Regions from separate parts of the Homo sapiens genome. Here region 1 is linked to region 2. A link is an interaction called in ENCODE POLR2A ChIA-PET data of the cell type or tissue named here. Cell type or tissue: IMR-90. All regions are shown on one strand.

Evidence for each region. ChIA-PET counts read pairs that join two places held together with the same protein. Peaks named below come from ENCODE experiments on the same cell type or tissue, not always from the same donor. Only the 100,000 strongest peaks of a DNase experiment are listed, where the experiment ranks them.
Region 1: POLR2A ChIA-PET joins it to region 2 with 11 read pairs; 3 of 35 experiments call an interaction of 5 or more read pairs at or near these places.

What each region holds. Positions count from the first base shown.
Region 1 is chr4:15,024,311-15,032,310 of GRCh38, forward strand. All of the region lies in intron 4 of CPEB2 (cytoplasmic polyadenylation element binding protein 2), which reads left to right. All of the region lies in intron 2 of C1QTNF7-AS1 (C1QTNF7 antisense RNA 1), which reads right to left. Among named protein-coding and RNA genes, the nearest start is that of CPEB2, 26 kb to the left of the region's middle. In IMR-90, no CTCF peak of the experiment used is centred here; no DNase peak of the experiment used is centred here; H3K27ac peaks cover 189 bases.
Region 2 is chr4:15,146,885-15,154,884 of GRCh38, forward strand. All of the region lies in intron 2 of C1QTNF7-AS1 (C1QTNF7 antisense RNA 1), which reads right to left. Among named protein-coding and RNA genes, the nearest start is that of CPEB2, 150 kb to the left of the region's middle. RefSeq lists enhancers at 2,136-3,092, 2,928-4,127, 3,093-4,049, 3,185-3,324. In IMR-90, a CTCF peak has its summit at 3,104; a DNase peak (open chromatin) is centred at 3,127; H3K27ac peaks cover 1,600 bases.

The DNA of each region.
Region 1 (8,000 bases), 120 kb before region 2:
CCTTCCTGCTAATGGGACATACATTTTGAGACACTATATGTATTAAAACATAATGTTTCTACCTATATAATATGATAAGTCACTATGGAATTATATATTAGCAATTTAGAATATTGAAGGTATGATATTTTAACCTCCAGTATTGCTTTAAGTGTGGCATCATTCTGAATCCTGTTCATTTGTATGATTGCCTTGATTTCTTACTTTATTTTTTTGTTGTTTTTCTTTCTGGAAGCTTTTAGGTTATTTTTCATGCCTGTGGTTCTGCAGTTTCATAGTAATGAAATGTGTATCTTGGAATGTGTATGTGCATACGTACCTTCCTTCCTGCCTTCATTTTTTAATTTATTAAGCTGTACCTTCATTGGACCCTTTTAATTCAGAGATTTATATCTTCAGTTCTTGGAATTTTGGGATATTATTTCTTTGATAATTTTTTTTTTTTTTTTTTTGAGATGGGAGTCTTGCACTGTTGTCCAGGCTGGAGTGCAGTGGCGTGATCTTGGCTCACTGCAACCTTTGCCTCCCGGGTTCAAGTGATTCTCCTGCCTCAGCCTCCCAAGTAGCTGGGATTACAGGTGTCCACCACCAGGCCTGGCTAATTTTTGTATTTTCAGTAGAGACGGGGTTTCACTGTGTTTGGCCAAGCTGGTCTCGAACTCCTGACTTTGTGATCTGCCCGCTTCAGCCTTCCAAAGTGCTGGGATTACAGGCATGAGCCACCATGCCTGCCTCCCATTTTTTAATATTACCTCTTTTTGGAATTCCTGTTCCTCAAATGTTAAATGTTGTATAGTCATCATCTGTTTTTCTTTTCTGTTTTCCATTGTTTTGTCTCTTGTTTTGCATTTCAAGAGCTTATGTTTATTTTTCAAATCTTGAGTTTTTTGTTTTAAAAATTTTTGCTAATTTTTAAAACCTCCTTTAAAAAAATTCTCAGAACTTTCAATTACATCTTATTCTTGTTGTTTGATCTTATTTCTCTGGAGGCTATTATAGTGTTTGAAGATTATTTTCCCAGTTCCTTATATTGTCTGTGCTTCTTCAAAGTTCTTTTTTATTTGTTTGTGTTCTCTTTTTTTCTCATGTTGGGGGCTTCATCTTTTACTGTCTATTCATATTTAAAAGTAAGACACAAAAAATGGGGATTGGAAGCTCAATGTATATAGTTGAAATTATCAACTAGTAATGATTGTAATAAGTCAATCAGGTGAGACCCTCACCATGCCTGTGTCTAGGTCTTTTCTTTTGTTCTGGCAAATGAACATGGATGTGGGTCTTCTAGTCTTCTGCTTGTGAGCTGTAGGCCTAGCTGCTAGACTTCTTAGATGAACCCAGGAGGGTTCTTTTAAAAACTAACAAGCAATCTTAAACCTTCTGTTTTTAGTTGTACCCGACTTTTACACACAGTTATAACCAGAGCTTCTGATTTCTGAACCTATCCAGGTGTGTACTACAGTAAATGGAGTGTTACTTGATGGCATTCCCCATGTATACACGGCTTAGGTTTGTGTTTCAGTGATTTCTGGTCTACAAAGTTAGTTACCATTCAACCATTCACATTTACAGTTCCCAGAAATTTGATGACTTAGTTGTTTTATGATCCTGTTCTAGTGTCTTTATCCTAATGGGGTTATGCCTCTTTAAAAATCTTTTTGTTTTCTTTGAGACACCTCTTTCAAATCTTTTTAACTGCCACGTTAGGGATTTCGGAAAGCAACAGAGGTGAACACGTGTATTCAGTCCTTCATGTTCAGTTGGCAGTCTCTAATCTCTAGTCAATTTCTACCTCATCATAAAGACTCTTTGGCACCCCTATCAAGGGTAGATTACTTTTGTGTTAAAGATTTATAGAGAATCAAGTTTCTTTTTAATCAGAGCACTTTTCTTATTTTAGATTCAATTGTTTGTTTTTGTTTTTGTTTTTGTTTTTTGAGATGGAGTCTTGCTCTGTCACCCAGGCTGGAGTGCAGTGGCGTGATCTTGGCTCACTGCAACCTCCACCTCCTGGGTTCAAGCGATTGTCCTGCCTCAGCTTCCCAAGTAACTGGGACTAGAAGCACATGCCACCACACCCGGCTAATTTTTTGTATTTTTAGTAGAGATGGGGTTTCACCATGTTAGCCAGGATGGTCTTGATCTCCTGACCTCATGATCCACCCGCCTGGGTCTCCCAAAATGCTTGGGATTACAGGCCTGAGCCACCATGCCCGAACTATTTTTTTAATATATATCTTTCACATAATCTTTCACATAAGACTGTGTCATGGGAGCAATGGCCACTTGTGTTTTTGCTTTACCTTGAATCAGCATCTATCATGATGTCAAACAAATAGGAGGAGCCCAGTAAATTATTGGTTAAATGATTAAGCATTTTCTCATAATTCATACTCTTCAAAATATTGATTTAGAACTTTAAAGAATTCCTGTATATTGTATCTATACATGTAAAATAGTTTGTATAACCATTCTGGTATAGTTGAACATTTAGGTATTTCAAATTTTTAAATAAAATTGAATTAGCTTTTTCTGTGTTTATTTTCATAGCACAAACTTCATATGCTTGTTTCTGAGGCTGTAAACATAATATTGCCAACCTAGGTTTGCTTTATACCAGTTCCACTGGCAATATTTTGTTGCCCATTTGCTATTCCTACTGGTTATCAGCATTACTTTTGTTTAAAACCCTTTTAACAGTGAAAAGTTTTGCAACCATTAACTCAACTTGACTTTAATATTAGTTGAATATATCTGAATTAGTACCACTCTTATAGGTATATGATAATATATTATCTTACTAAATGATTAATGACTTAAGTTTTGTCTTTTATTATTATTGTCTTTTGGGATTACCATTTTCTTGAATCAAAACTTTTTGGTATTCTATGTTCTTTGGTGTTTCTTGGTAAATTTTCTAGTATTAATTGGGTAAAAGTCTTAAAATATGATTAGGCCAAAAAATTTATGATAGGATTTTGATTTGAATGCATTAACTAGATTAATTTCAGTTGAATCTAAAGTAGATTGATGGCTTTTATTAGATGTAGGTAAGGAATGATTCTGTTGCTCTCTTCGGATCTGGTACTTTGGATCTAAGGGTCTTTTCTGCGTTTGTATGATCTTATTCTTAGGCTTTTATGAGGCATGCATTGAAATTTGGGAGTGTGGTCAGGAATGACTGTCCTGCCCCTTGGATCTGAGCAGAGATTGGAGTTATTCAAGGTTGGTAATGACCACATTCTAAGTGGATTTTACCAGACTTCAAATGAACCTTTTTTTCCTAATTGGATTTGGAAGTAAAGGTAAAATGTAGATTATGAAAACAATATTGGAAGAGTCTGTCAAATGAGTTGGGGCAATGCTTTATTTAAAGCACTTAATTAAGAAGTATTAGATATCTTCTATTAAGGGTATGTGTGTATTGTGTGTTTAATAAACACATACAGTATATAACATACCATACATATCATTTATTGAACAGTTGATACAGCTAAGCATTGTTCTTGAGGACTCTACATATATGTATTAACTCATTTAATTTGCATGACTAAGAGGTAGATATTTACCCTTATTTTACAGTTGGATGACTATGGCTTATTCTTAATAATTGTCTGCATTTCAACTGCTAGTAAGTGGTGGAACTTGGTAGCTTTGAGTTTGTGCGTTTAACCACTGCACCATAGTGTCTCCCTTTTGATCTGTTGCTAATTCTAACCTAAACTCTTTATGATTCTAATGTGATTTAAATGTTTATTTTTCTTTTAGAAACAATTGGCAGAGCACATGGCATTGTTCTTTAGCTATGTTCTCATCACTGAAGAGTGAGTTAGCATCATCAACTGAATATTAGGGCTTTGGAGTTCATTTCCTCTATTAACTCATTAAAGAAAAAATAGTTTAGAGAAGGGAAAAATTTATCTTGGCAAAGAGCAATAAGCAGGACTTTTGCAATATCTCTCCCCACAACTTCAATATGTAAGAGATTTAGAAATAAGCTGAAAAAAAAGTCTTGTTCTATGATTTTTTTTTTTCATTTTCTTAGAGAATATCCTCCCTATGCCACACATACAAACACATGTTAAGGTATTTGTGTTTTTGATTCAGTCCATAGTTTACATAGTAGAATGAAATATTTGATTTATCCATTCAACAAATATTTGAGAGCCTATTATATGCTACGCTTTGTTTTATATGCTAGAGAGTAAGAGAGACTAAGTTACTGCCTTCATGGATCTTCTGTTTTAAAGAAGTATAGAGACAGAAAATGTTAGATGATAATCAGTACTATGCAGAAAAAATATACTATCAAGGGGATAGAGAAAGAAGCTGCTATTTTAGACAGGATAGTCTGTCATGCTATCTCTTAAAGACCTGAATGAAGTGAGAGGTGCAAGCTTTGGTCGTATCTGGGCAAATGTATTTCAAGCAGAAAAAAAAGGAAGTAGGAAGATCCTGAAAAGGGATTACCTGGCATGTTTGAGGAACAGCAGAGATCAGTGTAGCAAAAATGGTAGAGAATCAGGGACCAGATATTTGTTCCAAATGTAATCTGGTAATTTCTCTAAAGAAGTGATAAGTTTTATACAGTTGTCATATTTCTTAGTATTTTTAGTTGCTCAGATAATACATTTAAAGTGGCTAACATGAAGTAAGGCTTTTTTATACAGTTGTCACTTGGTAACCACTGGGGCTAGTTCCAGGACCACCCAGAGATACCAAGATCGGCAATGCTCAAGTCCCTTATGTAAAATGATGTAGTTTTTGCCTATAACCTGTGCACATCTTGTTGTGTACTTTAAATCGTCTCTAGATTACTTATAATACCTAAGTGCCTAGACATCACATTTGTGCGGATTCAATGTCGTATCATACTTGGTGCACATCAGATTCAAGCTTTGCTTTCTGGAACATTTTGGAATTTTTTTTTCCTGAGTATTTTTGATCAGGAATTATATTTTCAATATAATTTCTTGGTTGAATCCCATGAATGCAGAAGCCCCAGACACAGAGGGCCGACTGTATATGTTATATACAAATTACTATTTAAAATCGTAATAGACGAATAAGAAAATTTTTAAGATACGATAGATCCTCTAGTTATTCACTGATACCCAAAAATACATATATTTTTTAAATTACTTATTTTAAATTTCATAGTATCTTAATGTGAAAGGAGCCGTGTCAAGAGCTAGTGTATACTCTTTATTGATATATTAAACCATTATGAAATTATCATATTTTCACAATAATTAATAAGCAATTGCCTGGTTACCTAAAATTTAATTTGCCCAGGTTTATTACTAGATGACTTTGTTTGTAAGCTTAGGTTCATTAGGGACAACAGAAAACTCCTAAGTGGCTTGAGTAAGATAGAAGTTTGTTTCCCTTACCAGAAACATTAACACTTCTAGAGTAGTATGGTGATTTTCATGGATTGAAGCTCCTTTTTATCTCATTCTTCTATTATCCTGAAAACACAGTTTTTGCCTTATGGTCTAATATGGTCTCTTCACTTTAGCTATCACATCAGCATTTCAGCAAGCAAGAAAGAGAAAAGGAAGGTCTTCCCTTTTAAGGATACAGTACTTCCCAGAAATTGCACGTACCACTTTCACTTTATATCCCATTGGCCAGATCTTACATGCAGGGGTACACTTACCTACAAGAAGGCTGGGCTATGTATGTAGTTTTTTGGTTTTTTGTTTTTTACTCTGGGAAGCTCTGTATCTGTCTAGCTTTGATGACCCTATTATTGACAGGAACAGGTAGTTATTAGTGTACATCTATCAGTCACTGCACCACAGGTCTTTTAAACAATAAGGAGAAATTAGTTTTATAGTAATGTGGTTTTTTTTCTATTTTTTCTATATTAAATCTTAAATTATGAAATATACTATAGAATATTCTGTGAATTTTTTAAGAGATAAAATTGTCCTACAACCAACCATGTATACCTTTATGTTGTCAATATAAAGTAATTATTAAGATAGCGATTAAGAGTATGGAGCCAAACTGCTTAGGTTCAGGTTCTGCCAGTGCTACCTGCCAGTGGTATAACCTTGGGCAACTTACCTATTTAACTTTTTGTGATATAGTGTTGTCATCTTAAAATGGGAAGATAATAATACCTAACTCATAGGATCGTTCTTAGGATTAAGTAATTGGTTGTAAAGAACATAGAAAAGCTCCTGGCTCAGAGTATAGCCTCAAATGCTGTTAGTTCTTACTATCAATTGGCAGGTTTTTAGCGAAAGTACTTTTAATAATACCCTAAGTAAAACTTAACTTTAAAAGTTAACCTATGAAGATGCATTAATGTTTCCACTGTGGTAGAGAAAAAGACTCATCTTTAAAAATGAGTCTAAATTTGCTTATTTCATTTTGGAGTATGTTATTACTTACATTGAGAGATTTTCTTAGGTAGCGAGCTGTAGTATTTATAATATGTATACATATGTATACAATATATGTTCCTTTGCAAATAGTTATGTTTTTTAAACTTTCCACAAAAAGTGTGCCTTTTAAAAGTCTATTCAGAGCCATAATATCAAAAGACTATTAGCAGTGAAACTATTTTATTACCTGTATCTTGGGATAAATAAATGAACAGGAACCTATTAGAGTAATTATGTGACAATTGAAAGTTGAGGATCTTTCAAGGTGGAACTAGGCTTCATGTTAAGGCTTTGCTTAATTTACTTTCCCAGGAAGTCTTGCCTTAATCCCTGGGCCTGATTACTATATACTCTGTTGTGTTTTTTTATATAGCATTCTATACATAACTCTTTTAGCACCTAGCATATTTTATTGAAATTGTATATTTGTGTCTATCTCCCCTACCACATCATAAGACTATGTCCCACTCATGTTTACATGCTCTGCATCCTACACACTGTCAGTATCGTAGATTTAATTAACTTATTATGCTGAACAGTGATACAGGTTGCCATTTTGTAGGAGTTTGTTTTTTTTTTTTAAATCTTAAGTCAGAAATAACAGTAATTTATTCATGGCCTTAAACTGTTCTCCAAATTTGGCCATCTGCAGCAAGATGTTTAGAAATAGGCATATTTCCAAAATAAGCTATAATACTTCAAAGTAATGTTCCGTGTTACTGAAGTGCAGTTTAGGAAAGCTGTGCTTCCTGGCTGTTGATTGTGTACTTCCCATATGTATGCTTCTATTTCTCACTCATACCAAGGTATCACAACAAGAAATTTACTTGTATGTTTTAGAGTATGACAACTTTATTTAAGAGGTCATTTAGTTAACTCATGTCATGCTGCATAAAATGCAGGAGTAAATAAGAGATGGTAGATAATCCTTTTGATAACACTTATTTTACCTGTGTTGAGTCTGAAATCAAAATATTCCATAGTTAACTTAGATCTCAGGTGAAGTGTGTATATGTATGTACAGGAAACATGTTTGGGTACCTATCATATATATTTATGTATTTTAGTGTCAAAATTGGATTATTTTTGCCACTTACTCTTGCATTAGTAGATGATCAAACTCTTTAATTTCATAACTGAAACAAAATCCAACCGACAATCTCCATCTTACATGTGGGCCTGTAGAGTGTAGAGGGCTTGCTGAGGTGGTAAAGGTAGATGCAGTTAATCTGTAGAGGACTTGCTGAGGTGGTAAAGGTAGATGCAGTTCATCTGTACTCCTTACTTGTGTGCTAGCATATTATTTTGTTTTTAAAGGGACTGTGCTGAAAATTACTAAAATGTAATCCCAGACATTTAATTTTTAGACATTTTTCAAATCAGTTAAAAAAATTTTTTTTCATTTGTTGAGAGACAGGGTCTTGCCCTGTTGCTCAGGCCGGAGTGCATTGGCACAGTCATAGCTCACTACATGCTCAAACTCCTGGGCTCAAGTGATCTTCCTTTTTCTACCTCCCAGCTAGGTGGGACTACAAGCATGAGCCACCATGCCCAGCCTCTAAATGGGTTTTAATGTACTATTCTAATAGTCTATTAGAGATTTAG
Region 2 (8,000 bases):
TCAAATTATTGCCTCCTCTTTCAGACACTACAAAAGGCTTTCTATAGTATAATGCCTATGCCCTCCGATTCATATACCTAACTGCCTCCCCTTCTATCAGGGCCTGGCTCTGAGTTGAAATCCAGTGCACATCTGTTGAATGGAATTGATTTGAAGAGAGCTGGCAATTAGAAGACTTGGAAGATGGCTCTCAGATGATGGGACAAGGTGCTTCAGAATGAAAGATGAATTAGGGAAGCAGGCACCAATTAGCAGAGGATGCTACAGCCTATGATAAGGAGCTTTAATTTGATAGGAGACAATTGGGAGCCATTCATCCTGCAGCTCAGAGAAAGCCATTGACAAGCCCCTAATGACACTCAGGGGCCTTTGAAACCTTTAATTGCTAACGGCAATTTTGCTATTTCCGTGTAGAAGTGACACAGGAGGATGAGCTCGCAGCCGCCATATGCACCCAGGCTGCACTGCCCACAGCAAGGTCACTGTAGGAGCATCCCTCCTCTCCTCTGTGCACAGCAGAAACACTGCAAGTGAGCCCAGGTCACTTTCCTTATGTGTCCCTGAACCCCAGGTAAAGGCCCCCCTGCCTCCCATATCCCCATGCCTTACTTACATGGCTCTTGGGTTATAAGGAGCCCTCATATCACTGTTTCTCTTCTGCAACTTCTGCTCCCCACCTTTGCCCCACTAGTTAACCCCCAGGTCTCCATCCAAAGAAAGGATTCACAGCTTCCAGAATTTCAGTTCCAGTGAGGCAAAATGCTGCTCTTCCTCTCCCATCACCACTTTAAAACACCACCAGGTCAAGACCAGTGTGGAAAAGGGGGAAGGAGGCTATGAAATCCTGCTGATAGAGAAGTCATGGGGGACTGTTTTGTGTTTTTATCTTTTATTTTTCCAAGTTTTGGATCCCTTCCCTTCTTCCATCTGGCACAAAAGCACTTGGAGGCCAGTATCTGGACCTGGCCTTCAAAAGCCAGTGAGTGTCAACAGGAGAACGGATTCCAGACGCACGGGACAATGGCCTTTTCAAGGCACAGAATGCTGCTCAGTATTGTACGGTTTGCATGTGATGCAGCTTCTTGAATGCACACAAACACTCCCATTTTCACCAGCTCCATGATGGTGACTTATTTACTGCTGAAGATCCCAGGGCCGATTCAAACTGCAAACATCTATCCCCACCCCAAAAGGGAAGAAAAAAAAAAAAACCTGACAACAACAAAAAGCCACATATGAAAAAGGAAAAGCCAACCAGTGTGCGACTGTGGGACTGGAACTCTGAAGTGGGCACCAGGTGCATTAATTACACTTGATTGCGTGTTGGTTTATGACTGCAGTCACTTGTGTGCTATGTTCTTGCCCCGCAGCATCTGTGCCGAAGGATGTCCTTGATATTTCACTAAGCAAGATGAATATTGGCCAGATGGTGACTTCACAAGGACATAATTCACATAGCATTTTCCTGCCCCGACACAGATTTCTGTGAAGGAATCTTGAATGCCACGCTGAACAAAACAGAACAAGAAAACTCAATGCCCCGAGAAGGCTCAGTCGTCGTAAGTTGAAGATTAATGGTCTCCACAGTGATGCCGACAGCAGCCCAAATGGCAGCCGGATCCCAGGCTCATGCTGCAGATCTTGCCAACCCATCTCTCTGTCGCTTGCAGAGTGAGCTGACATCATCTGAGGCATCTCCAATTCACTTGAGGGGGGAAGGGCACTCCCTGGGCCCCAAAAACACACACCACAGGAAACTGGGTCATTTACTTTTTAAAATGATTAATTTTGTGTAGTGACAGGCTTCGTCAGTACCTGCGTGCTTGGTAATTTTATTTTGATGGTGACCAAGTGAAGAACGTGCCCTAGGCTCCAGCAGCGAGCTCATTCTGGTGCCCTGGAAGGGGAAAATGGGAGAGAAGCAAATCTCTCTCCTTGGAAACTCTTAGCAACACCGAGAAGCCCTGGTATTATCAGGCCGCCAGCAAGTAAGCAAAATGGCCCAGTTCCGAGTTGCTTTAGGAAAGTTCTTACTCCCTGAGAGTACTATGTAGCTGACCTACATGGAGTTAAAAAGGTAGGCATTACACACTTGTCAGTGGTATTTTAAATGTGGTAAGCCTGTCTGGAATTTGTAAAATTTCTACAACCTACACATTTGAGTCCTGAACCATGAAATAAAGATATGGAGAGTGAAGGTCATCCTGCTACTAAAGAAGGTCAACCCAAGACAGTCTGAAAGCAATAGAAGTAGGGGGCCGGGGTGTCACATTCCTGAGGTCTCTGTGTGCAGACTGCCCATGTCCTAGTGATGTGGAGTCAAGACACAAGACATGTCCTCAAGCAGGACCAAAATCATCCCTTCAAAATCACATCGCCATGTTGAATGGTTGCTGTTTGTTTGTTTAGAAGGAATAAATAATAGTGATAAAAGGGATGGAGGCTATTTCTTGTACACCCACTGCGTGTGAGACTCCCTGCTGCACACGCCCCCAGTAACTCCTACAGCCCTCTGCAAGGTGTACCCATCGAGAGATTGTGCCCCCGCATCAGACTGCCTGCTCTGCCACCTTCTGCTGCGTGACCTCACACAACTGACTTAACCGCTCTGAAAGTCAGTTCCCTCGTGGGTTAAACAGAAATAAGAAGAGAACCTAGTTCACAAGCTGGTAAGGACTGAATGAAAGAATGCTTTGAAAGCTTGGTAGAGAGGCTGTCATACACCAAGTGCTCAAAAAAGTCAGCAATCATTATTACTCAGCATGCGTAGCTCTGGAAGTGAAACAGATTCTCACAAACTCTACCAAAGGGTACCTCATTCTTACACGATAAAAATAAGACCAGGCCTTCCTAGGCTGCTGCCTCCTGCCTCCTGCTAGGATGCAAATTCATGGCCAAAAACCCAGTGACAACAGTCCCTCCTTTACCAGCACTATTTGGCAGGCCAAGCTTTGGCAAACAGCCCACCATACCCATTAAAAAAAAACCACCATTGTTTCATCTGGAGGCTTTTTGATCCCCCTAAATAAAATGTTACCACCCTCCCCACCCCACCCCCAGGACAGATTCAGCCTGCAGGGGAGCCAGCTCCTCCTGCTATGTCACTCCAGCCAGGCAGGCCAGGCAGGATGACTCAGCAGAAAAGAGCCTGCTGCGGGGTCCGCCCACCCTCGGGTCAGCTGCGGCCAGAAAAGGAAGGCCTCTGTGAGACAAACAGAAAAGGACACTGCTCAGGTCCCCTGGGTGCAAAGCATCCTTTGTCTGTGGGGACTTCAGACAGGAACCGCCCATGTTGACATTTCAGCTGGCAGAGCAGGCTTGGCCTGGCTGGGAGAGGCAGGAACCCCTGCAGAGGCTACAAAAGATAGTCCACACTTCTTTAGCCCAGCCAGATACCACAGTCCCTGTCCTCTGTACGTATTAATATACATAACCTCAGACTTATGCGTTTTCTATTATTATCCCTACTTTTGAGATGGGGACACTAAAGCACAGAGAAGGCAAATAACTTGTCCAGGGTAACACAGCCATGAAGTGGGGAAGCAGGGCTTACACCAAAGAGTTGTGGCTTCCAAGCAGGTGCACACAGCATCCAGGTCTGTCCTTCTGGCTGCATGTTATTCCCTCCCTCTGCTCTGCTGCTTCTCGGGAGCTCAGAGCCGAAGGCAGCATTTCATGGTTTCTGGAGCCTGGCTCCCTTCCTCCATCCCCTTCACTGCCCAATTACAGGACTCACCCTCTCTTCCCTGGATGCCATCACTACCTTCTAACCAGTTCTCCTTCCACCCAGGTTCACTCTTCTTGACCATCTCATCTCCCATTTGATGCTCCAGCAGCAAATACTGCTTGGAGGGCCCTACACATGCAGAGCTGGCATCACCCATGCCTTGGCTGGCTCATGCTGTCCTGATTGCCCAGAACACCTTTCTTTTCCAGCCTCTGCATGCTCGACTGCTCCTGTAGGACTCACCACCTCCAGGAATCTATTTCCCTTTCCTCAGGCTGGATGAAGTGGCTGGTTGAAGCTCACAGAACATCCAGTGCATATTTCTTGTGTGGCATTTTAGGACCGAGAACTTATCTATGACTTTGCATCTCCCATGCTGGGCATCATCCCTGACATCTAGGATGTGCTCCATAAAAGTCTGTTACATAATGCAAATAAAGGTGGTCTCCATCAGTACTACCAGTCAACATGCTCTACCACTGCAAATCCATGGAGGGTGCATGTGGTTATTGAAAATGCTGCTCTCTAAAAACTTCTAGTTCTCTGCCTTCCAGGCCCACAGTAGAATGGCCCTCCCTTGTTCTGTGAGGTTGGGAGAGGGCCATGTGGTCAGCTCTGGCCAATAAGATGTGAGCGGAAGTGAGTGATGTCACTTCAGTTGAGCATTCAATTACAGGGGTGAGATGCCCAGAGCAGCATTTCCTCCCTTATGGTGACCCAACATGGGAGATGGTGGCTGCTCCATCAACCTGAGGCCCCAAGTGATTGCAAGAAGGAAACTTTGCAATGAATATATAATGTGACCAGGAGGTAAACCTTTGTTGTTTTGAAGCCCCTGAATTTATTTTTTAGCATAACTTATCTAATCCTGAAGGGAATAACTCGAATCTGTTATTAACTCATAAATGTTGTTTTGAACATTTGCCAAGAATGGTCTTTCAAATAGAAGGTGGGATGCAACACCTAACATTCATTCATAATAGTAAACACAACAAGAACTAGCAAAGATTAATGAGTGATTTAGAAATAAATAAATGGTCACGGATGTTCTTTGTGTTTCCAATCAGTACATTCATCTACCAAGCACGCTCAGCCCTTTTATCCTTTTGCTCCTCACCACAAGCCTGAACAAGACTCAGGGCATACATTGTCCACTCCATTTGGAGAAAACTGTGTCTCAGAGAAGATGTTACCTGCCCAAGGTCACACAGCAAGAAAAGTTGGATCAGAGCTGGGTTTTCTGACTCCAAGCCTAAGAGTCTTCATCCTGAACCAGACCTCCAAATGCACAGGGCTTTAAAATTTTATGACCTGTAAAGTAAAATTTGAGCCAATCTAAGGAAAAAAAATCAAATGCTGAATCATTTATAAAGGACTTAGTCTTTTGATTCTAAAGCATTCATAAATGGTAAGAGTCATATTTTACTGTTCTTTTTATCATAATTCTTGTCATTTTTATAGCAAATAAATATTCAGATACTATAGAAATGGTATCACGAAATTAATAACTGCCATTTGGTTGTGGTGATAGATGATCAGTGGCCCTGTTGGAGCCTGAACCAGAGGGCAGTTGGTGGTAACTTGAGAAAATGTTTGGGAATTCCAGTCTGTTCTCCAGCCACCTTGGTGTACATCACTCATGCCCAAATAATCAGATGTTTTTTGAGGTCAACTGCATATAGATTCAAGGTGGTGGTCCTAAGAGCACCATCTGGGGCCCAAAGGACTTTAGAAAGGTATCTTTGATCTTAAATGAGGCCCAATTCATGTAAGAGTCAGAGATGAGGGGACACTTTGGAACGATGGTCCTTCTTCAGCAAATTTTTTTTGTTCCTGTTTTCCCTTTGGCTTCAGGGTGTTCTGTAGTCCTCTTTCACCTTCTCCTCGCTGAGCTTGCCAGGTGTCTCCACTTTCTCCTATTGTCCCTATGATTCTGTTGTACATTAGACTTGCTCCTCAATATCTTCAGACTGCAGGCTTCCTCTCCTCTGAATTCTATTGGTGACGTGATCTACTAGGAGAAGCTGACTTCTTCCACCATCACCAAGTCACCCTGCCAGGATGGTGCTTCTGAATTGCTCACACCCAGGACATCATTTGGCAATGGCAATGGGGTACAGGAGAGTTCTTGTAAAACAAAACTTTTGTTTTAGAGTCTTGACTTAATAAAATGACACCATTCTCCCTTCACTCCTTTTCTCTCTCTCTCTGTTTGTCCCTCCCACTCCCTTTCCTCTCCTTTCCTTTCTCTCTCTAATTCCAAAATGCAGTTGTAATAAAATGGGCATTGGCTTTCATTGTAGGGTTGGGTGCTTGTGGCCAGTTCTCCTATTGAGTTTGTTCTACCTTGACTTTTATTACTATTTTAATGATAAGACCTCAAAGAGAGGCTCAGGATCAGAGAATGAGCTCAACAAAAGAGGATTGATGTAACTGCTGACCTCACCTTGCACCTGAGGTAGGATGGACCAGACTCCCCAGTTCTTGTGTGCCGGGATTCCCCATTGAAATTTGTAACCCAAGTGCCTCAGTAATAAACCATGTAGACTGGTCCAGAGCATTGTCTCTGTCAACTTCCCTGTGTGACCAATGGCAACAGTAAACAGCTGGTTGCAATTTAGAGATCTGTCATCCTCATGATCACTCTATTTACTTTTCAAAAATAACTAACATCTTCAATTATCACCTCTGAAATGACTTCAATGTCTTTATCTTTATTCCCAGTTGAATTTGAATGATTCAATTCTTGCTTCCAATATTAATAAACAGAGATAGAAATAGAGATAGATAGGGAGCATGCACTTACTGAGCATCACCCACTGCTATGCACTTTAGATGCTTCATCTTAGTTCACCTTTAAAGCCATCAGATGATTAAATAACTTCTCTAAAGTCACACAGCTAGGGGTGGTGGAATTGATAGAACCCTGGAGTCTGCCTCGAGGGCCCATGGTCTTACCACCACACTTTATACACCTTCTAGGTCAACCTAATATCCCACCATCTACAAACTCAACCAGCCCAAACTCCAGCTGGGTCCTCCTAAGTGCTTTCCTTTATAAAATCCACTTTTCGTCATGCAGACTGGCCACCCAGGCTTCACATATTGCCTTCATCCTTATCTCTTCTTTCTCCTCTCCCCCACCATCCGCTGAGTCACTGAAGCTTGTTGTTTCTTCCCTTGTGGAGTTCTTCACCCTTCCCTTTCTTTCTCATTTCACTGCCACCCCTCAAGTTTAGTTCTTCCTGATGTCATGTCTGAACTAATGTAACTGCCTCCTGATTGATTTCCCTGATTCCACCCTGATATGGTTTAGATCTGTGTCCCCACTGAAATATCATGTCAAAATGTAATTAATCCCCAGTGTTGGAGGTGGGGCCTGGTGGGAGGTGATTGGATCTATGTTTTTGCAGTACATGTGGTATTTGGTCCTTCATAAATGGTTTAGCACTATTGCCTTGGTGCTATTCTGGGTGATACTGAGTGAGTGAGTTATTATGACATCTGGTTCTTTAAAAGTGTGTAGCACGTTCCCCTTCTCTCTCACTGCTGCTCTGGCCATGTAAGATGTACCTGCTTCCCCTTTGCCTTCTGCCATGATTGTAAGTTTCCTGGGGCCTCCCAGCCATGCTTCCTGTACAGCCTGTGGAAGCATGAGCCAATTAAACCTCTTTTCTTTTTAAATTACCCAGTCTCAAGTATTTCTTTGTAGCAATGCTAGAGAGGACTAATATACTCCCTTCATCCTAAACTTAGAACTTGATGAATCTCCCTGGAGCATCACTCTCTGCACATCAGCTTCTCCATGCTTAGAATCTCCAGGAGTGCCACATTTGATAAAGTCCATCGCTTTCCCCAGCCTTCTCTGGTAGAATTCTCATCACCTACCATACTTGTTAAGAAGCCATTGTTTCTTCAACTACCCACATGTATTCTGGTGTTTTGTTTTGTTTTGTTTTGGTTGTTTGTTTGTTTTTTACCTCAGTGTAACTTTGAACTTCCGGTTCAATAAGATATACATATACGCACATATAATATACATAGAGAGAGACAAATCCCAGAGCCATTATCTTGTATTTTATTTTATTTTTCCATAAGTTATTGGGGTACAGGTGGTATTTGGTTACATGAGTAAGTTCTTTAGCAGTGATTTGTGAGATTTTGGTGCAACCATAACCCCAGCAGTATACACTGCACCATATTTGTAGTCTTTTATCCCTTGCCCCACTCCCACTCTTCCCCCCAAGTCCCCAAAGTCCATTGTACCATTCTT